Linked DNA regions of Mus musculus: regions 2 and 3 are each linked to region 1. The links are chromatin loops, found by intact Hi-C in ENCODE. Cell type or tissue: heart. All regions are shown on one strand. Region 1 holds the start of Snx29 (sorting nexin 29). Region 2 holds the start of Rsl1d1 (ribosomal L1 domain containing 1). Region 3 holds the start of Gspt1 (G1 to S phase transition 1).

Region 1 (8,000 bases):
CTGGACTACATAATACAGTATCTCAAAAGAATAAGAAAAAATAATCCAGAGACAGAAAATAGATTAGTTGCCTAAGACTGAGCAGAGGGACTTGAACAGCAATTGCTAACGAGCCCAGAATGTCTTTCTGGAGTGATACAATTTTTCTAATATTGATCCCAGTGAGGTTTGAACAGTTCTGTCACAGCACTAAAATAAACCTTAAAATCTCTTTCCCACTGAGCAGTGGTGGTGCACACCTTTAATCCCAGCAATCAAGAGGCAGAGGCAGGTAGATCTCTGAATTCAAGGCCAGCCTGGTCTACAGAGTGAGTTCCAGGATAACAAGGGCTACAGAGAAACTCTGTCTCTAAAAACCAAAATAAGAAAAAACAAAACTAAATTCTCTTCCAAAGACAGCTAAATTATTTAAAACAAAATCCACCCTTAGATCTGTGTTGTAAGATTACACCATAAAACAAAACTATAAAGCAAGGACTTAAATGTGAACATTAGCTGGTGAGTGCTATTGGGATATCACTGCTTTCTAACAGGATTACAAAATTAATTATTTTTAAACATAATATGAGAGATACATATAAAAGTCTTTGCGTAGCCGGGCGTGGTGGCGCACGCCTTTAATCCCAGCACTCAGGGAGGCAGAGGCAGGCGGATTTCTGAGTTCGAGGCCAGCCTGGTCTACAGAGTGAGTTCCAGGACAGCCAGGGCTATACAGAGAAACCCTGTCTCGAAAAAAACCAAAAAAAAAAAAAAAAAGTCTTTGCAGTGGCATGGCATTGGGAGAGGTGGGAAGTAGGCAAGGATGCAGACGAACTAGCAAGCAGCTGTAACTACCAACGAGGTGAGATACCAGTGCATTATACAATCCCACATTTGCAGTGTCTGAAGTAATCCTCCCACCCCCACCCCCACCCCCACCCCCAAATTTTTTGAGTTGGGGTGTCAGTTTTGAGACAGGTATACACCAGGTATCACAGGCTAGCCTGGAACCTGATCTATAGACCTGGCTGACCTCAAACGCATAATAACCCAGTGTTGGGAGTGTTGTAGTGACAGACAAGAGCCTGCCACACACCTGGCAGGAAAATCCTCGAGAAGAATGGAAATTTCTCCTGCACTTAATTTCATTAAGCACGAATTATCAATCCCAAGGGAGGTAGGATGGGGTCATTTTCAACCTCAGTCTTCAAGAAACAAAAGTACCTACCCTGAGCTTAGACACAGTATGAAGCACATGTTTAGCAGAGTAGGGCTGGGTCTGACCTCACACTAGCCTTTCCACCCTTCTGAATCAATGATACTATTTCAGAAAGGAATAAACTGACAGCGCACTTGGTTACAACTGAACAAAGGAGCTATATGAAACACACATTACTAAAACTCCAGATGTGGCATGCACTCGGCATTGGGGAGGGGACGGGAGGCTCCTGCCTCCAGTTGCTCTTTCCAAAAAGGCCATTTGGTCTCTTTTAAATGCTTTGTTTGGCTTGAGACCTAATGATTTTTTTGAAACTTCCCTTGAATTCTTATTACGTTTGTATTTATTTATCTTGTGGATTCATGTGCTAGCCACAGTGTTTCTGTGGAAGTTAGAAGACAACCTGCAGGAGTCAGCTCTCCTTCTATCCTATGGGTCCCAGGGCCAAACACAGGTCATTAGTTAACTACAAATGCTTGAGCCAGAGTTTTGATACTAAGTGTCTCCTTGAAAGATAAACTGGCCAATTTCCTTTGGTTTCTCAATTTCAGTTCTTCCTCTAATGAAGTAAAGGAATTTCTTCTGCAGACATCCAGGTCTATGACGAGCCCTTTGGTCACATTCAAAGGGAAAAGTTAGGATTAAGGTATCTATCTCTGGTGAGAGGACATAGGCTCAGCATACATGAGGCTCTGGATTTACCCCTTGGGATCACAAAGTATTTCAGAGTGCCTGGTTCCCACCATTGTCCCAGAGGGACTAAGATGCAAGCCTGTCCCCACTCTTCACTCAGCTTTTATGGAAAGAGTAACAATGAGCCCTGTTAAAGGACTTAACACCAATCATTTAGCTGAGCAACCAAAAGTCATTACTAATCTAGGAGGCAGATGCTATTGTGTATGCTTGCTTTGCTGCAAATTCCACCTTAGTTGCTCTAACTTACGCATCTTTAAAGGATGGAGAGGTGGCTCAGTCAGTGACGTGCTTGCTGGGGGACATACTTCTAACTCCAGGACTGGTGTGCTGAGGCAGACACAGGATGATTTCCAAGACCAGCTAAACAAAACAGTCTAGCTAGAACGGTGAGTCCTGGGGTCAGTGAGAGACCCTATCTCCACAAATAAGGAAGCAAGACAGAAAAACAGCCAGGGTTGATTGCTGGCCCTCCTACACATGTGCACATGCAAACACACCTGCACACACATACTAAATTAATTAATTAAAAGTATATTGCTGGGCTGGTGAGATGGCTCAGTGGGTAAGAGCACCTGACTGTTCTTCCGAAGGTCCAGAGTTCAAATCCCAGCAACCACATGGTGGCTCACAACCATCTGTAATGAGATCTGATGCCCTCTTCTGGAATGTCTGAAGACAGCTACAGTGTACTTACATATAATAAATAAATAAATCTTTAAAAAATTAAAAAAAAAGAAAATCCCAACTAATAACCAAAACACGAGTTTAAAAAAAAAAAAGTATATTGCTGCCGGGCGGTGGTGGCCCACACCTTTAATCCCAGCACTTGGGAGGCAGAGGCAGGCAGATTTCTGAGTTCGAGGCCAGCCTGGTCTAGAGAGTGAGTTCCAGGACAGCCAGGGATATACAGAAAAACCCTGTCTCGAAAAACCAAAAACCAAAAACCAAAAACCAAAAAAAAAAAAAAAAAAAAAAAAAAAAGCATATTGCTTTATGTGGTAGAGCCAGGATTTGAACCCAGTACATTGGGCTCCATCACCTTTTGGTGGATGCTGGCACACACGTTTTTGTTAACATTAGTGTTAAGTTAGACCCAGTAATTTGCTTTGGCAGATGAACGTAAACTGTAAAAACCCCTCCATTAGTCCCCTCAATAAGACCACAGTTCCATAAACTTTGCTCTTGAGCAACAAAAAGCATCTAACGTTTTTTTAAAGATGCACAGAAATAATTTAAAAAACAAAAAATTAAGACTGCCCTTTGCTCCTTTGCCCTAGCACCCTCTCCGCTCCATGAAACACCTGAGTGCAAGTCTAGAGACTGGGTGCAGAGACGAAAATCCAGCTGCACAGTAAGAAAAAACAGAAACTACGAGGGTAGGCGGGTCCTCCTAAGGGAATCCAGATCCCTGAGTCCAGCAGGAGAATCAACAGCCAACACAAGCCTTCCCTGAGTCACTCCCATCTCCACGCGCAACACCCAGGAATGACTTAGCACCAAAACATCAAAACATCATCAGGACTCTTCAGAGGGAGGCTTGAAGACACAGACTCCGACAAAGGGACTAAACTTCGGTATCACTGAGCACAAGCCGTCACAAGCACCTGCCTCTCACTTCCAGACTCCCCACCCGCTCCACCTCCCTGCTGGTGGTATTGGCTTGGGCAACGCTTGAGCCCCATTTAGGTTCAGCATTGGGCAAGAAGGAAAGGGCTTCAGGACACAACCGGAGACTTCAAACGATGAGCTAGAGGAAGACATGGAGAGAACTGAAGCATGAACTAACAGCCCAAATACAAAAGGCACAACCGGGAGAGGGACGCTGCGAGGCTAACTGGCCAGCTCTGGGGACACAGGTGCAGGGAAGAGGAGGGAAGAAGACAAAGCTGTCCTAACACTGAGACCTCTGGGGACCCGGAGCTGTCGCTCTGGTTTGCTGTGTGTGACAGGGGTGTCTAGAGATGCTCTTTGCCTTTGGAGAAAGAGGAGTCACTGGGTGGAAGAGACCTGGAACAGAGAATAACTAAAAACCAGGGGCTGGTAACTGGAGCTGAGTCCCAGGAGGGTCACGGGAGAAAGAGGGACTAAGGCAAGTACCAGAGATCTGAGAATCCGGGGTGCGGAAACCTGTCAAAGGGATCGGCTGTCTGGGAGGGAATTGGGAGCAAGCTCTGCTCTAGGAGTTGGCTGTCACTGGTGAGGCAGAGGGACAGGAGCGCCAGCCCCGGGATAGTGGGAGCGGTGCAGGAGACTCCGGGCCAGGGCTCCGAGCCTGCGAGCGACCCCGCGGGGGTCTGCAGCGTGTGAGCACACCGGGCCCGGAGCGTGCGGCTGCAGTGGCGCTACGGGGCGGGTGACAGCAGCGGGGCCGCCACTCACCGCTCATGTTGCTGCTCCCGGGGCCGCCGCCTGCCTTGCCGCCGCCGCCGCGTCTGCAGCCGCCGAGCTCCACACAGGCCGGGAGAACGCGCGCCCCGCCCGCTGGCCCCGCCCCGGAAGCAGTGACTCTCCTAGGGCCCGCCTCCCGACCCGGAACCAAAATACTCGGGCAAATCGACGCCCCAGGGTAGCAGGGAAGAGAACCGGCACCTCACAAAATCAATGCCTCCCAATCCCCGAGCCAAGAAAAAGACATCCATTTAGACTGAAGTTCGGACAAGGATGCGATATACGCGTACCGAGAGCTTGGAGTAGTGTGTTGCATGTCCGTCAAACCAGCACTCGGGGGAAGGCAGGTGGATCAGAAGTTCAAGGTCAACCTTGAACTACTCAATGATTTCGAGGCTAGATGGGGCTGCTTGAGACTGTCTCAAAGAGAAGAGAGAAAAAAAGAGTAATGGGCCTGCAGGGCCTGGTGGTACAGGCTTTAAATCCCAACATTCAAGAGGATAAGTCAGGAGCCTGAGCTGCAAGAATTCAAGAGCTGTGGATGGCCGGCGTGGTAACGCACGCCTTTAATCCCGGATTTCTGAGTTCGAGGCCAGCCTGGTCTACAAAGTGAGTTGCAGGACAGCCAGGGCTATACAGAGAAACCCTGACTCGAAAAAAAAAAAAAAAAAAAAAAAAAGTTTGGTAGAGAGGGCACATGCCTTGCATGCAGGAGGCCCAAGCTTCAACTCTCTGTACAAACAAAAACAAAAGGTGAATTCAAAGCCATTCTGGGTAACTTCTCAAGACTCTCGAAATAAAAAGTAAAACCGGAGTGGTAAAACCGGAGTGGTGGATATAGTTCAGTAGTTGGAGTAGCACGTGCAAGGCCCTGCAGGCAGGAGAGTTTGTACTTTCTTGATGATGGATGTGGGAATAAAAGTGCAAAGCACAGTGATGCAGTCAGAATTTGAAACTTCACTTACAATCCTGGTGTGACCATGCACACCTTTAATACCAACATTCACAGAAGAATCGAATTACTGCCTGAGGCACTTGGGAGAATTTGTGGTGGGTGTGTGTGTGTGTGTGTGTGTGTGTGAGAGAGAGAGAGAGAGAGAGAGAGAGAGAGAGAGAGAACTTTCTAGAATGAGAATGCATTGTAATGGGTCTGAGGAGAATGACAGTGGGTCAGTGGGTTAAGGGAACTACAAGAGTTGTCCAACTGACTCTAGGCAACAGTGAGAGGAAAGGTGGGTAGGTGCTGAGAGAACACAAGAGCTAAATTCACAGCAACTGTGAAATCCAGGGTTTTGCCCTATTTTAAATATGGAGTTGAAAGACTATTTTGCCTGCTGGATATGAGGCTGGAGTCACCCAGCCTGGAGAACTTAGGCTCTTGATCAGAAATAAGAAAATAATGAAGAGCTAGAAACTGTAGTAGCTCAGTGGAAGAACACATGTGTGCCATCCTGGATTTGATTCCAATAAAGAAAGGAAAGGGAGGTGACTAAACCTGCAGGCTGCCCTTTACCAGTGGTCTTAAGTCCTACAGAGGTTTCACATGGCTTCAGCTAAAATCTTCCACCTTCCACCCTGGGAGGACACAAACAGCGCTCTCTCCCCAGATGCTAGCATCTTCACGTGGAGCTCTCCAACTCCACAAATGAGGCAGACCAAGTGTGGAACAGGTCCTGCCTTCCTATAATCCCAGTCCAGAGAGAATCAAGAGCTTAAGGCTAGCCTGTAAGGAAAATGATATGTCGAAAAACCAAAAAAAAAAAAAAGAAAAGAAAAAGAAAAATGATATGTTTTGATATGTTTTGATACTTCACACATTAACAAGCCTCAAATGTCTTGTTACAGTTTCATAAAATAAAACAGTCATTCACTGGCTATTACCCTGCTCGGACTCACTCAGTGTCTTGCTCCTCTCCTCTCCTCTCTTCTCTCTCTCCTCTTTTCTCTCTCCTCTCTCTTCACTTCCCCCCTCTCCGTGTGTGTGTGTGTGTGTGTGTGTGTGTATGTGTGTGTGTGTGTGTGTGTAAACTGGAGGTAGAACCTAGTACATTGAGTATGCTAGGCAAGTATTCTATCTCCCCTAAGCCAATCCTCAGTCCTGACAACATTTATAAGGTGGAGGTAATAATGGTCTACCTTCCTTATAGTATTTTGTATGTGTAAAATGACTTAGAACAATCTCTGGCACCATTAAGCCTACATAGTGCACACACCTGCACTTGAGCTGAAAACAGTACCAGGTTCGTGTTTGTCAGCAGTAGCACATGCATTTTTATGAGCATGCTGGCACCTGCTGCATTTCACACAGAATTAGCCTGGCTTCCACTTATAGAAAAACATGGGACAATCTTGCTTTCTTTGGCCATGGGGAGAATCCAGTTTGTCCTCAAATATACCTACCATGTTTGTGGGTGCCTGATAGAAACATAATATTCTGGGGCCTAGAGATGTTGGAGAGCTTTTTGTTTCTTTTTTATTTGTTTGTTTCTTCTTTCTTTCTTCCTTTCTTTCTTTCTTTTTTTTTTTTTTTAAGGCAAAGTTTCTCTGTGTGGCCTTGGTTGCCCTGGAACTAGCTGTCTAGACCAGGCTGGCCTCAAACTCACAGAGATCTGTCTGCCTCTGCCTCCTGAGTACTAGGATTAAAGGCATACACCACCACCACCTTGTTTTGGTTTTGGTTTAGAGAGTCAAAAATTCAACCATGGGCTGGAAGGATGGCTTAGTGGTTAAGAACACTGTTCTTACAGAGGACCCGGGTTCAATTCCCACCACTCACATGGCAGCTCACAACTGTCTGTAACTCCAGGATCTGACACCCTCACATCTCCATGCAGACAAAACAACCAATGCACATAAAATAAAACTACATAAACAATGTCAACTACAAAACCAGAATTAAAGGACAAAAAACTGTATTCTTGGTTGGTAAACGGTCATCCTAACGACATCTAAAACACCAGCTCTCCTGACAGAAGGTTCTCAAAGCAGCTTCACACCAGTTAGGAAGCTCATTATCTAGTGTGAGTTGGCTTCTCCATCCCCATGACACTTTGCAAAGCAGTTGGCACACTTGACTTGCCGTAGTCACCCGTTTTTGTGGTGACAAGAATGGTTGCCCCCTCCTCCATGGCTGGAAGCGGGAAGAAATGGTCAGAATCCCCCTTGGGTTTGCTCTTGACACAGTCCTCACAGGTGCACTCTTCCACTGTATACTCCAGGCTTCGGGGAAAGATCCTGTCGTCACCAGCCCTGATCCTAGTCAGCTCGGTGTCGGCCTTGTCCAGCTGAGCCGATCCTGATGGTACAGAAGCAGGTAGGCATTCACCTGAGAGCCTCAGTGGTATTGTCATGCCATGCACAGCAGGACACAGCAGGACACAAGGCAGCACAAGACCAAGGATGAGTGCATCCTGCACTGAGAGTCGCCAACTAACACTACAGCCCCTGCAGGGCCCTGAGGCAGGTTGCTTTGTGGGAATAAGGAGCTTTTACATCTTGTCTTATATTGACCACATTTAAATCTCAGGATATATCACATGAAAAATCTACACAACCTGACTTTATAAAGACTACAAAATGTGACAGCAGGAGGGACATAGAGACAATGGGCTGGAGTCCATGGCATTGCTGCTATCTGAGTACTCTGAGCACGTGACAGATACCCTTACTGGTAAAGCCACAAACTGGATCAGTTCTGTACCTATTACCTATTTGGCTC
Region 2 (8,000 bases), 120 kb after region 1:
CATTATTTCAAAAAGTGTCCTATAGACTTCCCTAAGAGCCAGGTCTATTGATGCAGGTATTTCCTCACCTGAGATTTCCTCCTCCCAGATGACTCTAGCTTGCATCAAGTTGAAAACTATGAAACTGTCTTCGTCAATGTTCTATTTCTGTTAAGAGACACCATAACTTCCAGGCAGTGGTGGCACACACCTTTAATCCCAGCACTTGGGAGGCAGAGGCAGGCAATTTCTGAGTTCGAGGCCAGCCTGGTCTACAGAGTGAGTCCCAGGACATCCAGGGCTACACAGAGAAACCCTGTCTCAAAAAAAAAAAAAAAAAAAAGAGAGATCCCATAACCAATACAACTCTTATAAAGGAAAACATCTAATTGGAGCTTGCTTACAGTTTGAGGGGGTTATCAGTCCATTATCATGGCAGGAGTAGGGCAGAATCCACCCAGATGTGGTGCTGGAGAGAAACACACCCAGATTCCACAGCCGCAGGAAGCAGGGAGAGAGAGACCCTGGCCTGGCTCGAGCGTTTGGAACCTCAAAGCTTACCTTCAGTGACACACTTCCTCCAACAAGGCCATACCTCCCATTATTTCTAACAGTCCTGCCCCCTGTTCATCCATCAATTAAAATGTGTTCCAAATATGAGGAGATACTGGAGGAGGTTGATATGAGATATTGTGCTAGCTGGTGTGGTAGTTTGGATGAGAATGGCCATTCTTATGCTGGGTCTGTGTCCCCAACCCACACTTTCTTCTCTTTTCCTTAACTCTCTTCTCTTCTAATCCACAATTAAAGATTTCTTGATGGCTCTGTTTTGGCTCTCTATTTCTCATCTACTTCCACAGCTGTAACCATCCTTATGCAGATGATGTTTAAGCTTTCTTTTTTTCTCAGAAACATCTTTCTCCACATCCCAGAATTACTTAGATATAGCACTGGAACTTTAAGCTTGAAATAGTGAAAAAGAGTATTTTTAAAATTGTTTCTTAATTGCATTTTCTTGTGTGTATGCATTCACGTGGGCACATCTGTGCCATGGCTCATGGGCCAGAACTCACATGTGGAAATCTGAGGGCAACTTGCAGGGGTCTGATTTCTCTATTCATGATGTAGATTCTTTGAATCAAACTCAGGTTACAGGTCTGATGGCAGGTATCTGGACCCACTGAGTCATCCCACCAAAGAACTCATTCCGGGGGGTGGGTATGGGGGACCTTTGGGATAGCATTGAAAATGTAAACGAGGAAAATACCTAATAAAAAAAAAATTAAAAAAAAAAATTAAAAAAAAAAAGAACTCATTCCAATAGCTTCCAAATCTGTTCCTTTTTCTTCATTTTTAAATCTTATTAATAATTATTAGTATTGCCCATTTGTCCAGTAATTCATGCTCAGGAATTTGTGGATTATCTAGGTTTCCATGTATCTCCAAGGCTTTATTTTGAAATGGTCTCATGTTGCTTAGACCGGCCTTAACCGTGCCAGGTGGCTAAGGCTTACGTTGAAATCCTTAATCCTATAATTCTGAGTGTTGGTGTTAGGGATGTGAGCCGCCAAGCCCACACTGCAGACTATTATTCATCAAACTGAGGGATGAAGAGAAAAGACTTACAAATAACTCTCTTTGTCTTAGAAGTATTCAATACTGAGAAAGGAAATACAAGGGCAAGCTGAGGGCATCATATGAGATCATGGTAAAAATGGTGAATGGGAGGTACAAAAGTTCAAATATTAATTATACAGTTGAATATGTGAGTGGGAGGGCTATAAATTTCTATCAAATACCTATTGATAGAGAACGGCAGCTAAAATTAGCAAAGGCTTATTTGTGTTTTATGAGAAAGCTAGGAGCAGCACAGCTAAAGGGCTCTGACTTGGAGTCTCTCTTGTGTCTACAAAGAAGGCTTTCCTTCCACCTTCATGCATGTGGTTACTAGCTGGCTGCCCACGTAGTCTCACAGCATAGCATCTGGCTTCCCTCTCTCTAGGGAGGGCCACCTTACAAATGAGTGAATGAGAGGGAGTTGTAAAGACAAAAATTACACGCCTAACAGTAATCATAAGTCTAATTTCAGAAATGACACTGAGATGAGAGTATTGTTCTGTAGCCCAGAATGTAAGTGAAGTTTGGTAACTAGGCCCCCTGTCAGTTTTAAAAGCCTATTTCTTCAATTTTGCAATTCTTTGGCTCTAGACACTTACTGTTTCCAATCGCCTCAAGGATCTATCATCTGAATTCATGGAATTTCCTTGGCTCAAAAGTCTGGTGCTTGGGGCTGGAGAGATGGTGTCAAGAGTACTGCTTGCTCTTCCAGAAGACTACAGTTTGATTCTCAGCATTCGCACGGTGGTTTCCAACCATCTGTAATTCTAGTTCTAAGAGGATCTACACTAGCACTTCCCACATGTGGTGTACAGATACACAGGCAAGTAAAACATATACATAAAATAAAAAAGCCCTACTCCCAGCACTGGGAGGCAGAGGCAGGCAGATTCCTGTGAGCTAAAGGTCAGCCTGGCCTACAAAGTGAGATCCAGGGCAGCCAGGGCTGTTACACAGAGAAACCCTGTCTCGAAAAACCAAAAACGTCTGGTTCTCAAACTTGAATACAGGCAAGAGAACACCTAAGACCACCAATGCTCTTTGGAGTGTGTTAGCCTGCATACCTCAAGCCCAGTGTAGCAAGTCACTGCAATATGTTAAAAGTCCATCTTATACTAGATTCTAAATAGCCAAGTAGAAGCAGGTGCCAAGGACTTGTATTCTACAAGTTAAATTAGGACAAGGTCCTCCCTCAACAGACACTAGCAGAGCATGGTCCCTTCACAGGAGCACTTTTGGAAGACATCTGACAATGGAGAGCATTTTATTCCCACACAGCTAGCTGAACCTGTCACTATCCTTAACATTCACATAAAAATTTCTAAATAAATTATGTAACTGTGCCGGTACAAGGTGGGGGCAGGGGACTCGCTCACTCTTGTAAATCTAGCATCTGAGACGTAGAGGAGGAGGCTCACTCGGGTAACCCTGGGTGATATAGGAAGAGTTTGACTTAAGTGGGGGCGTATTGGTGGATGCTTTTAATCCTAGCACTCTGAAACCTGAAGCAGGAGGATCTCAGTGAGTTCGAGGTCAGACCTGTCTATATAGAGTTCCAGAATAGCCAGAATTGCCATAATAGAGACCCTGTCTCAATAATAGAGACCCTGTCTCAATAATACTCTGTCTCAATAGAGGCTCTGTCTCGAACTAATCGAAAATAAAAACTGGTGGTACTATTGAGAGCTCCCTGAACTGACTGAGAACAACCTCGAATACGGGGTATTGGGCACGGTCACCACAGTGGGCATGCTTGGCAACTACTCATAGGACGTTCTGGCGTATTCTCTCCTACACTAAAGTTATCCCTTCACACTCACGCAAGGTCTTACCTGGGCCGAAGCTCCTGAGAGACCGACTCATTTTTTCGTTTCTCGCGCAGCATCCCGCGCCTAGCGTTGGCAGTTTCTCTTTATTTCCTGGGAATACCACCAATTTGGGGAAACCGACGCCTGAAGCCAGAAAGGAATGGAGGAGCCACGGCTTCCCGCTCTGCAGAAGACAGCACGGGATTGAAGAGAGGGCTTTAGTCTCTCCTTAGGGCGCTCGCTCGGTGTCCTCCGGAAGGAGCGACAGGGTTTTTCAGGCCTGCAGCCTTAGAAAGAGTCGGAGGCAAAGGAGATGCTGCCGCTAGAATAACTCTGGGCACAGTCTACGACCGCAACACCATCTACCCAAGAGGGCGGGCCCAACATCTAATTTCGCGCCTCGCCGGAAATGACGTGATACCCCTCCCCCTCGCAGTGTTACTGACTGCTTTCCGGTTCCGGGCCTCCGGGCTGCGCATGAGCTCTGACTTCTACAGGCCTTCCACACGAGGCGACATGAAGGGCTCTGCGTCCGAATCTCCCAGTGCCTCGGTCGCTGAGGCGACCACCACCGACGTGCAAGTGACCCCGACCGCTCTTTTACAGCTGGACAGAGAGCAGGCGAGTGGCTTTTGGGGACGACGATTCGGGAAGCAGGGTGGTTAGGACCCGCGTTCGGCGCAGGGTGTGGGGCGAGAGGCTGGAAATGAAGTGGGCCCGCGACCGCGTGGGCTCTCCGGAGCTCGAGGCTGGCCTCTGGGAACGCACCCAGCGGGCTCGCTCTTCTCACACTTCTGGCCTGTTTGCCTCCTGTGGAAAGCGGGCTTCTGCGCTCGGTTCTGCAGCATCACAGGTCATGTGTCCGTGCACAAAGTGTTGGTAGCAGGGCCAACGCGCCTTTCCTGACCGCTTCCTTTCTCATAGAGGGCAGGAGAAGCTTCCGAATAGTCCTCTTACGTAGAAAGGACAACCTGTAAACAGATTTTGGAAGCAAGTCCTTAGATGTTTTAGACGGGTTCTTACATTGCAATGGGTACAAATTGTAATATCCCGATACGCTGATGAAATTTGCCCAATAGAAAGAGGAGCGCCAGGCTTTGTGGCGCACGCCTTTAATCCCAGCACACGGGAGACAGGCGAATCTTTTGAATTCGACGCCAGCCTGGACTAAGTATTCCAGGTTGGCCAGAGCTATATAGGAAAACCCTCTCTTGAAACGCCCCCCGCCCCCCAAAGGAGCAAAGGAAGCAGATATGTCTGTGTGGGAGCAATTAACATAGATTGAGAAAATTAACTTATTCTCTGTCTCTGCAGATTAGAAAGGCAGTGGAAGTAATATCTAATCGCTCAAAGTCCAAAAAAAACAATAATGAATTGCTGTTGAGTGGGAGCGAAAATTTATTTTTAATGGTGATATTATGGAAAATTCCAGAGAAAGAACTTCGGGTCAAAGTGTAAGTAATTATTTATCTCTTGAGAGTTGTTTGGTTGGATTTTTTTGTTTTTTGGCTGTTTTTTTTTTTTAACATTTATTTATTTTATGTATGTGAGTATACTGTTGCTGTCTTCAAACACACCAGAAGAGGGCATCAGACCTCATTACAGATGGTTGTGAGCCACCATGTGGTTGCTAGGAATTGAACACAGGATCTCTGGAAGGGCAGTCAGTGCTCTTAACCGCTGAGCCATCTCTCCAGCCGCCCACCCCCTTTAATTTTTAAAACTCAGAGTGTGAGTGTAAGAATGTGGGCCACATGTGTCCAGTGCTTGCAGAAGCCAAAAGAGGATGTCAGACCACCTAGACTGCAGAGATAAGAGGTTGTGAGCAGCCCAGTGTTGGTACAGGTGACAGAAATCAGATCTCCTGGGAAAGCAGCAAGTGCTCTTAACTGCTGAGTGTGTACAATCCTGCATTTGGTCTCTCTAGCCCAATATTTTCTCTTTTAGAGCCAGAAGTGGCAGAGGCAGGCAGATCTCTTGAATTCGAGGCCAGCCCTATCTTCAGAGCGTATTCTAAGACAGAGAAACAATGACATGAAAACAAATAACTAAAAATATTTTTAAAGAGCATTTATTTGTGTTTGTCTGTCTGTCTGGAGTATTGGGTGCACGCATGTGGCAGTCAGTGCCATTTCTCCCTACCATGTTGGTCCTGGAGCTTGAGCTCTGGTTGTTAGGCCTGGCACTGAGCACAGGTTTTCACCCACTGATTCATCTGGCTTGCCTGCATGTATTGTATGTTCTCCTTAGCTCTCCTAGGTCAACAATGACCTTGAATGAGAGTAAGCATGTGTTGTGAATAACCCACGTACTTTCTGGCCTTTTTTGTCGTGTTTTGCAGACCTTTGCCTCATAGCATTCTCTCCGAATCCTCAGATGTATGTCTCTTCACAAAAGATGAATTCGATTCACCTGAACAGACAGAAGGTTTCTATAAAAAGCTTTTGAAAAAACACGGAGTTAACACTATCTCTCAGGTAGGTGTGCTGATGCGTTGAAGTCCTTTCAAAGACTTCATAGAAATGAAGTACGATACACTGCTGTAATTCTTGATCTTTCAGGTCTATTTTCATTGTAATTTTATTTTATTCTTTTATGGCTATGATGTGTGTTCCTAACATGCATGCACCGTGTGGATGCAGGTGTCTTCCATGGCCAGAAAAGGGTTTGAAGTCTCCTGGAGTTAGGGTTTCAGGTGGTTGTAAGCTGCCTGATTGGTGTGGGAAATAAAACGCAGGTCCTTCAAAAGAGCGTCAAGTTCTCTTAACTACCAAGCCATCTCTCCAGCCCGTTTTTCTCTTTTTAATGTAATTGCCACTGTAATGTCATTGTTGGCTGTATTTGCTTTTGCTAAAGGTGGTATTCTGATTGGTGTCTGAAAAGCTAAATGCATGTCAGATTTCATATCTTATTTTTAGTTGTCTTGAGCAGAGTGCCTAAGGGAGAATGGGGTTCCCCGCAACTGGAGTTGTAGAAGGTTGTTTTCATGTGTTCTAAGAGCAGTCGGCTCCAAAGCACTGAGCCATCTATACTCCCGTTGCAGATTGCTTAAAAACCTAATTTTTTGTGTACTTGTAGAGCATCACATGTCTGGCTCTGGCTTGTGATTATTTGTTTATATTTGTAGTCTGTTTCTTTATATTTCTCCTGGTAGTAGGAATTGAATCCAAAACTTTACACATGTTAGATCAAACTTACACATGCTAGACTCTACCCCAAACTTGAAATGTAGACCAGGCTAGCCTCTAACTCAGAATAGATTTAACTTTTACACCTCTATATCAAGTGCTGCTACCTCCCCACCCACAATACCCTTGCTTTTTTAAAAGTGGGTGGTTTTTGGTTTTTTTGGTTGGTTGGTTGGTTTTTTTTTTTTTTTTTTTTTTTCTTCGAGACTGGTATTTTTTTCTGTTTAGCCCTGGCTGTCCTGGAACTCACTTTGTAGACCAGGCTGTCTTAGAACTCAGAAATCCACTTGCCTCTACCTCCCAAGTGCTTGGATTAAAGGCATGCGCCACCACCGCTCAGCCTGGGTGTTTTGTCTACATGTGTCTATGCACCTTATATAAGTACCCATGTAGATCAGAAGAGAGTCTTGAATTCCCTGGACCTGGAGAGAGATACACATGGCCACGAGCTACTATGTGGGTGGTGGAATCAAACCCAGGTCCTCTGTAAGAGAAACTAATGCTTTTAACCACTAAGCTGTCTGTCTCTGCAGCTCGTTTTATTTTGTTTGAGATAGCATCTTGCTCAATTGCTGGGCTACCCTCAAAGTTAGTATTCTCCAACCTGAAATTCCCAAGAACAAGTTATGTCATATACTTCAGTGCCTGGCTGACATGCTGGGATTTTATCCAGGCTCCTTGATCGTTCCTCTCAGGGTCTCCCACCATCTGGCTAGGCCTCTAGCATATTTTAGCTGCTTAGGAATTTATTAATCCGAGAGGGGCATGGCTCTAGGACCAGTCTGAATCGGAAGTGTTAAATATTTCTCCTTCTGTTTTAGATGCTTAACATTTTATGGTTTTGGTCTTGTTTCTGTATTCTAGATTATCCCTTTTAAAACTTTAAAAACAGAATATAAAGCCTATGAAGCCAAGCTCCGCCTCCTGGGTAGCTTTGAAGTCTTTATTACTGATGCGAGAATTCGACGGCATTTGCCCTCACACATAGGGAGGCATTTTTATCAGAGAAAGAAGTGAGTTTATTTGCAGTGACTGGACTTGACTGGTATGGGGTTTCTGTGTGTCTCCAATGTTCTGATGCCTGTGTGCTTTTATAGAGTTCCAGTGTCTGTGAACCTTCTGGCAAAGAATCTGTCCAAAGAGATTAACCGATGTATCACAGGGACCGTCTTAAACATCTCTAAGCGTGGTTCTTGCAGGTAACAAGGAACATTTATATGAGATTTCTTTAAACTTTACATGTCAGGGTTTTGTAATCCTCTCCTCTCCCCCCTATCCCCTACCTCATTTAAGGATCTTGTTAATAAAACTAGGACCTTCTAGCCAGGTGTGGTGGTGCATGCCTTTAATCCCAGTGCTCCGGAGGCAGAGGCGTGTGGATTTCTGAGTTCCAGGACAGCCAGGGTTA
Region 3 (8,000 bases), 69 kb after region 1:
TCCAGCATGGCTTGACTAGCAGGCGGTGCAGGCTTGTAATCCCAGCAATTGGGGGGCAGGGCATGAGGATTGATGTCATCTTCTTTTACAGGAGTTTGAACTTGGTTTGGGATCAAAAAGGCAATGTAGAAGTGAAATTGTTTTGTTTCTGATCTTAAAACATGAAACAAAGTATCAAGGTCTATTAAAAAAATATTGGCAACCTTGAGGTTTCAGGCAAAGTATGAGCACTTGGGCTTCTCTGTGCTGTCACTTATTTCTGCCTCAAGTAGGGGGAACCTCTCCTTCTCCAATTCTAGTTCTGTTCCAAATAGTTTTCCTTAAGAGAATCATTAAGGCCCTTTGGTAGAGATGTGGGAAGCCAGGATGAAGTCTACTTTTACATGGGTTCCAGGTGGTCACAAAACATGTTCTTTTGCTAGTATGAAAGTTTTTAACCTTTTTACTTTGTATTTGGAAATACTCATCAGCCATACTACAGGCAAAACTACTTTATAACTCCAGTGGACTTACTATCTAGCATCTTGAGAGCTAATATCTGACACACCAGAGATTTCCAGAACTGGTCTGAAACAATGCAGTTAACTAGATCATATTGCACTAGTTTATCAACTTCACTTCTTTTTGCTCAAAACCAAAACAAAGTACCATATGGTTGAATTAAAAGACTATATGGAAACCCTGACTTAGTTTTGAAATACAATGGTATTTTATGGAGAATAAAAAAGACAAAAAGAAGGACTAGAGGCACGTAGCTCATTGGTAGAATGTGCGCCTAGCATGTGCAAGATCCTAGGCTCAATTTTCTAGCATCAAATTGGGTGGGAGAGAATGAGATTGCTAGCAATGACAGCTAGTGAGATTTGCAGTGGAAAATAGGAATTATCTGTTGTAGTGTGGTTCAAGCCTAGAAGAAGCATAGATTTGCTAGGGAAAGGAGCTGTCAAACTAACCCATTATATACATCCCAGCAAATAGCGTAAGTCTTTGGAAAAACTGGCTCTTAAGCCAAAAGATGGATAAAAGTACTTGCCATACAAGTCTGATGACCTGAGTTTGATCCCCAGAAACCAGATATTTTAGTCAATGTTCTGTTGCTGTGAAGAGACACGAGATCATGCAACTCTTATAAAGAAAAGCATTTAACTGGGGCTGACTTACAGTTTCAGAGGTTTAGTCCATTACTGTCCCAGCAGGAACATGGCAGCTTGCAGGTAGACATGGTGTTACAGAACACCTGAGAGTTCTACATCTGGACCCACAGGCACCAGGCAGAGTATGACACTGGTCCTGGCTTGAGCTTTTGAAACCTCAAAGCCCATCCCCAGTGATATACTTCTCCAACAAGGTCATACCCACCTAATCATTGTCAAATAGTGCCACTCCCCAATGACCAAGCATTCAAACATGTCAAGTTACGGGGGCCGTTCCTATTCAAACCATCACACCAGATAAAAAGCTGGATATAAAACTGGAGAGATGGCTCAGTGGTTAAGAGCAATGGGTGTTCTTCTAGAGGACTGGGGTTCAATACCCAGTACCTAGTTGGTGGGTCACAACATCTGTAGGTGCAATGTCCTCTTCTGGCTTCTGTGGGCACTGGGTATTCACAGACATATAAGCACTGAGACACACATTAAAAACAATAACAACAATAAACAAAGCTCGATATGGTGATGTGACTCTGTGATCCCAGCACTCCTACATCGAGGCATCACAGAAGAACGGCACAGAAGCCCTCTAGCCAGCTCGTCTGCAGGACAGGGCATTGCAAAAACAAGACCTTGCCTCAACAACATGAAAGGTGAGAATAACTCTAAAGTTGTCCTGTGATCTCCATGTGTGTGTTCTCTCTCTCTCTCTCTCTCTCTCTCTCCCACACACGTAAAGAAAATGAGTTATTGCTCTGTACTTGAAAAGTCCTAAGTGCTTATAAAGGACAGTAGTGACACTTTACACTTACTGCCTGCATTTACTTGTTTAGCTTTATGCTAGGTGGTAGGAACCAAGAACAGTCTTCAAGTTGCTCACTTTTAGCACAACAGCGGTGTTTGTTGACAGACTCTCATTTTCTTGTTGAAGCTTGCACAGGTAGGTCAATGCCTTTGAAAACCAAAGAAAGTCAGAGTTGTGGTATATCTCTATAATTCCAACACTGGGGGTTGCAGACATTGATCCCAGATTAAATAATGGCTAATCTTGAATTTATAGGGATCCTCCTTGTTTACAGGATTGAGCCAACACACTTGGCTGATCAAAGGCTTTTCCAAACGACACTTTTCTGACACTGTCTCTAGAAAAAGCACCATGAACAAAGAAACTGTTCATTCAACTAGCTGTGAAGAGCTAACATTCTCAGAGTGTGAACACCCGGAGCCCTAGGGGTTGGCTCTATCCAGTGATAGGCTGTGGTGAGCTAGTTCAGTCAGCCGCATGCAGATGTTGAGCTGTCTTTGGAGTGGGCTGGGGCTTGCAGATCTCCCATGAGGTATGAATTTATTAGAGACAGATTTAAAGATGAAAACTGTGGTGCTGTACAGGTTCCAGCAGTTTCAACTAGATGATCTTGAGTCCAAGTCAGTCTGGATCACACAAAGAGGACATCTTAAAACACATGCAAGAAAAAAAAAGTCATTTACAAAAAACCAGTTCAAGCTGAGCTTGGTGGTAGACAGGCAGAGAGTTCCAGCACTTGGAAAGTAAGATAAAAGGACTGGAGTTCAGGGCCAGCCTGGGCTTCATTTGTCTCTGCTTAACCAACCAACCAACCAGCCAACCAACCGACCAAAACCTAACTAACCAACCACAAAAAGAAGAAAAAAAGAGCTAGTTTGAAGCCTTGCTTTAAAAAGTAATTGACAAAGCCGGGCATTGGTGGTGCTGGCCTTTAATCCCAGCACTTGGAAGGCAGAGGCAGGTGGATTTCTGAGTTCGAGGCCAACCTGGTCTACAGAGTGAGTTCCAGGACAGCCATGGCTATACAGAGAAACCCTGTCTCGAAAAACCAAAAAACCCAACAAAACAAAAACAAAACAAACAAAAAATTATTGACAACTTTGTCTATTACCTCTCTCGTTAGGCCAAATTCTCACTTTTTATTATACAAATGTTTAAAGTCAGCATTCCAATTTAGATATCTTAGATCCAGATTTAAAAAAAAAAAAAACTCGTTGTTTGAACATTTTGAATATGTTACTCTGTAATTTCCAAGTAGGTTAGTTGCATTCTGTCTAGACTCTTTTCAGAGCAAGTAAAATTAAGAGTATACTTTTCTTTGTCTTGGTCTCCATGGGTGAATTACAGGAGCATTTAACAGGTATTTAGAACAGGTATTCCTACTTCGTGCAGTAAAAAATAAAGGTGAATTTTATTTTTTCTTGCTTGTCACTTACCCCACAATTACTAAAATGCAACTTGAAAGTGTGAGATGCCCTCATTATTAAAGGACTGTAAGAATAGCTGACAGATGCGGCCTTTCAAAAGAACAGCACTTTACCTAATGGCAGCTAAGGAACTGGAAGCACCAAAATAGCCACTATTAGGTACCGCTGGGTACACTAAAAAATATGGCAATCCCGATTAATTTGTAAATCTCCTGGCAGGGAGGATGAAAGGACGAAAAAACATTTTAGGTGCGGGCTTTTAATGACTAGTCAAACATAACATGAGTCACTGAAATTTTCCAGTTAAGGATCCTTTTGCCGGACATCCTTGGACCTTTATGAGCCACACGCAGTTTCAGCTGTAACATCTCATGGTTTTACTGCCTCTTCCAAAAATGAATACATAAAAGGAAAGACGCCTCCCGCCGGCTTTGAAATGTAGGGCAAACTCTGGCTGCGGGTGGAGAGAAAGAGAATAAGGTATATAGACTGGGAGACAGAAAAGGCGCCGAAAAGGGAGAAGAAAAAAAAATTCCTCTAGGTTAGGCCTGCGGACCGGGTGTTCTCACAGGCTAGGGTGGATCGTCGCCTCGTGCGGAAGGGCTCGGCCCACCGTCTTGCCCTAGCCGAGTAGAGCCTACCCCTACCCCCACCCTGCGACAGATGGGCCACCAGACTTCTGCCTCCTCGCGCTGCCTGCCGGGAGTTCCAGCCGCTTCCGGTGACGCTTGAGCGCTGAACTCCGACTCCCGTCAGCCCCCGAGAAAACCGCACCGGGTCTTCGCGGGTACTGTCGGGACTTGTAGTTTAGCTATCGGCCGCGCTTCGTAGGCGGAAACGCGGGCGGACACAGACGGGAACTACCGAGGCGAAGGTACGGGTGGTAGCGAGAGGTCAATTCTCTCCAAACGTGGGGTTGGCGGTGAGGCCGGCGGCGGTAGTTGGGGTTGGGTGGGAGGAGATCCTTTCGCACACACGAGGAGGGTTGAGCCGCTGTCGACCTGGTCTCGAGTGTACTGTCTGGACTGTAGCTGCTGCCCAGGACGCCGGCGAGTGAGTCATTGACTGTCAGCTCCCCAGTCTTGCCGTCCTCCCCGGGTCAGCGCGGCCTGCTCCTCCCCGGTCGGCCGCCCCCGCCTCCATTTCCCGCCCTCTCTTCACCACACACACGGCCCCCCCGATCATGGATCCTAGCAGCGGCGGTGGCGGCGGTGGCGGCGGCGGCGGGAGCAGCAGCAGCAGCGACTCTGCGCCCGACTGCTGGGACCAGACGGATATGGAGGCCCCCGGGCCCGGGCCTTGCGGCGGCGGCGGGAGCGGCAGCGGCTCCATGGCCGCGGTGGCCGAGGCCCAGCGTGAGAACCTCAGCGCGGCTTTCAGCCGGCAACTCAACGTCAACGCCAAGCCTTTCGTCCCCAACGTCCACGCCGCTGAATTCGTGCCGTCCTTCCTGCGGGGTCCGGCCCAGCCGCCGCTATCCCCAGCTGGCGCAGCCGGAGGCGACCACGGAGCAGGCAGCGGCGCGGGAGGCCCTTCGGGTAAGTTGCCGGGCTGGATATCCCCAAGGCACGGGCGGCGGCCTGGGGCCGGAGTTCCGCGGTGGGCTGGGTGGAGAGGACGGGAGGCCGGCCGGCCCGCACGTGGGGCGCTGACAGCGGCGCCGGCTGGTCTGGGTGGGGCGCCTCCAGTCTGGGAGCTGCTTGGCTTGGGGCGCCTGGGCCAGGAGGAGCAGAGACCAGGGGACCCGGGGGCGATTGCCCCGCCGCGGAAGGCCGCACGCGGTTCACCCCTAGGCATAGGAACTGTATGGGACCCTGCCAGCCCTGGGCCAGTCAGTGCCACGAGGCCCAGAAGTGGGGACTGATAGGGCTTGAAGTCCGGCAGGAGGAGGGTGTGAAAGTCTAGGGTTTGGGGGACAGGACTTGTCTCTTCGCTGGCCCAGAGAGCTGCTCCTACTGTAGTTTCTACGTTTGGAACTGTAATTGCGTTTTAAGTATCGGTGGCACTAAAGCGACCTGAAGGAATCCCAAGATGCATTGCAGGCTTGTGATCCGCCAGAAACTGTTGGCTGTCAATACAAAGACCTTTTTTCACCCTTAACATTTTGAATACTTGAAAAGTTTTTTAAATGTCACAAGGATTCCTCAGTACTAACATGTGGTAGTAAACCTCATTGATTTATGTGCGGTTTTAAGCGGGATTTAAGACTTTTTCTGAATGGCGTGTAGACTTTTAATTGTTTTAAAAGTATGGCCCTTATAAGGGTTGCTTATAAAAGCTTAGTTTGCGTTCGTGTATTAGTCTAGTCTGTTACTTAAATACTTCTGATAACTTAATATTTGTCACATAAAGTAGCTACTAAATACACTTTCTGTCGTTTCAAACTGCAGTCTTTAAACACCTTTTTACAAACGGGCTGTATGTTTGGTAGCCTGCTTTCAGGTACAGATTTTGTAGCAATGCTGTTGAGTGAACTTAAGTATTGCCTTCATGCTGATGCTTTTTTTTTAAATTAGGTATTTATTTCATTTACATTTCCAATGCTATCCCAAAAGTCCCCCACACGCTCCCCCACCCATGACGATGCTTTTTTGAGTAAATATGGTATTGTCCTAAAGAAAAAAAGAAAGAAAGAAAGAAACGGGAAGGGAAAAGGCCGAGACTTTGATTATTTAGCAGGGACATTGGTGGGGCAGATAATTTGAGCTTATTTCAAGTGAGAGTATGTTTTAAGTTCTGGACTTAGGCCTGGTGTGGTGGTACACTAACTAGTTAATGCCTATAGAGTCCCAGAACTCTGGAGGCTGAGGTAGGAGAATGCTTGGAAAAAGCAGAGAAAACAAATGGCATTATCACCTCGCTGCCCTCCCAGGTGAGGTTGCAACCCTGGAACTCAGGAAGTGAGGGCAGCAAGATCTTTAGGTGAAGGCTACCGGGACTGTCTGGCAAATAATAAGTAAGTAAGTAAATAAATAAATAAATAAATACGTTCTTGGAATTTAGTTTCTTGGGAAACGTGCTTCACTTTGCTTTTTAGAAGTGAGAGGGTGTTGGACTGTTCAGGGAAATGCTTTTGTGAGGAGCTGGGTCTGTATTAGAGTGGGTTTTGGGGGGCAGTGAGCTTTGGGGCTTTTATTGTGCAGGAAGGAGGGATGCTGCCCTCCTTCAAACCTGGGGATTTGACTTTTATTGACTGGCATTTCTTTTATTTGTGTGTGGTTGATATTTTTCTTTTCAAACAAGGAAATTCATTCAACTTTTAATTCTTTTAGACATTAATCTACTTGTTAGCTTCCTTACAAATTGCTGGAAGTACTTGTTTCTACCTTATTTTAGAGCTTCCACATCTCCAGCCATTGTCTTTCTTGGCTCTCCTTCATCTGGAACTACCAGCTTTGAATAGACTGGAGACTGCATTTACAGGCACTGATCAGATTTTAACAGGGATAATCATCCACAGGGCCATGGTTTGGAGTGGTCACTTTGAGTGTCTAGGCATTTTGTTTTGTGCAGGAGTTTTTCTTTATCTATTACTTGCTAATTTGTGGTTTTACTAAGTGTAGGAATATGTTTGTCAGAAAGTTTCTAAATTATAGTATGTGTGAACTTTTTTTTATAATCAAAAATGGTCTTACTGCATCAATTGTTTCTAGAAAAATTTTTATATATATTTTATTTTATATTATTTTTCCCTTCCTAGACAGGATCTCACTATGTATCTCTAGCTGTCCTAGAACTCAAACTCCCAAGAGATCTACTGGACTGTCTCTTGAATTCTGGGATTAAGGGTGTGTGCCACCATCACCCAGTTTAAATTTTGTTGTGTGATTGAAACAGTTGAGAAATTGAAGTCAGCATGGGCTAGAGTAAGAACCCATACCCAATGAGAAGGAAGAATAATAATTCTGTAAGCATTCTGTGTCTGATATCTGGATGTTGCCTAAGTAGAAGACTAGAGCTATATGGGACGAGTTTGGGAACTTTGAATCCATAAATGTTGCCATCATTCTTACTGGGGGAAAGCAGAAAAAAGTAATGGCAGGAGAGCACCTAACCTGTAACTCCCTAAGGGGAATCCAGATGTTTTTGGTGGTGAGGAAGGGGTCCATAAGATAGTGACTGTTTCCTTTGTTGTTCCTTTCCAGTCTGTGGTAAGTGGGCTCGGGACTAACCTTTAAGGGCTTGTGGCTAGATACTCCTTTCTCCTGGAATGATTTGCTCTTTATTTTGTTTTGTGTTGTTTCTCTTTGAAATACAGCACTGCCTAGAGCAGCCAACAGAGGAAGGGGCCTTGGTGGTGAGAGTCTTCACAGATATGCCTGTGTCCAGCCATCTCAAGTCAGAGCTAGGGAACTGGTGCTGACCTTGTTCTCTTCGAAAATGTAAAAACAACAAATTCCAAACAATGACTAAGTAGAACTCTTTTAAGTGTAATTAAGCATCATCCATTTAAATGCAACTTTCTATAGAGCCAAGTAAATTGGGCAAGTGATTATCAATGAAAATAGAAATCTTAAAAATCACTGGGGGCTGGAGATGGCTCAGTGGGTAAGAACACTGATTGCTCTTCCAAAGGTCCTAAGTTCAAATCCTAACAACCACATGGTGGCTCACAGC

What was found. Peaks named below come from ENCODE experiments on the same cell type or tissue, not always from the same donor. Only the 100,000 strongest peaks of a DNase experiment are listed, where the experiment ranks them.
Region 2: it touches region 1 in a loop (4-fold over the local background); 6 of 42 quality-filtered maps call a loop at or near these places.
Region 3: a loop joins it to region 1, with 6 times the contacts of the local background. A loop is called at or near these places in 12 of 42 quality-filtered maps.

Annotation. Positions count from the first base shown.
Region 1 is chr16:11,319,252-11,327,251 of GRCm38, reverse strand. It overlaps Tnfrsf17 (tumor necrosis factor receptor superfamily, member 17), which reads right to left. Exons shown (of 3, transcript NM_011608.1): 3 at 7,184-7,577. The coding sequence ends at 7,294. It overlaps Snx29 (sorting nexin 29), which reads right to left and starts at 4,348. Exons shown (of 21, transcript NM_028964.4): 1 at 4,274-4,348. The coding sequence starts at 4,280. In heart, a CTCF peak has its summit at 4,159; DNase peaks (open chromatin) are centred at 3,371 and 4,391; H3K4me3 peaks cover 2,244 bases; H3K27ac peaks cover 1,543 bases.
Region 2 is chr16:11,199,176-11,207,175 of GRCm38, reverse strand. It overlaps Rsl1d1 (ribosomal L1 domain containing 1), which reads left to right and starts at 3,884. Exons shown (of 9, transcript NM_025546.2): 1 at 3,884-4,025; 2 at 4,719-4,858; 3 at 5,746-5,881; 4 at 7,457-7,605; 5 at 7,690-7,791. The coding sequence starts at 3,921. It overlaps 2610020C07Rik (RIKEN cDNA 2610020C07 gene), which reads right to left and starts at 3,793. Exons shown (of 3, transcript NR_038156.1): 1 at 3,429-3,793. In heart, no CTCF peak of the experiment used is centred here; a DNase peak (open chromatin) is centred at 3,865; H3K4me3 peaks cover 3,552 bases; H3K27ac peaks cover 2,072 bases.
Region 3 is chr16:11,250,564-11,258,563 of GRCm38, reverse strand. It overlaps Gspt1 (G1 to S phase transition 1), which reads left to right and starts at 4,239. Exons shown (of 15, transcript NM_146066.2): 1 at 4,239-4,921. The coding sequence starts at 4,567. It overlaps LOC115488671, which reads left to right and starts at 4,928. Exons shown (of 2, transcript XM_030249388.1): 1 at 4,928-6,339; 2 at 7,642-8,000. It overlaps Mir1945 (microRNA 1945), which reads left to right and starts at 4,119; the gene lies at 4,119-4,196. In heart, a CTCF peak has its summit at 3,882; DNase peaks (open chromatin) are centred at 4,243 and 4,973; H3K4me3 peaks cover 3,457 bases; H3K27ac peaks cover 2,502 bases.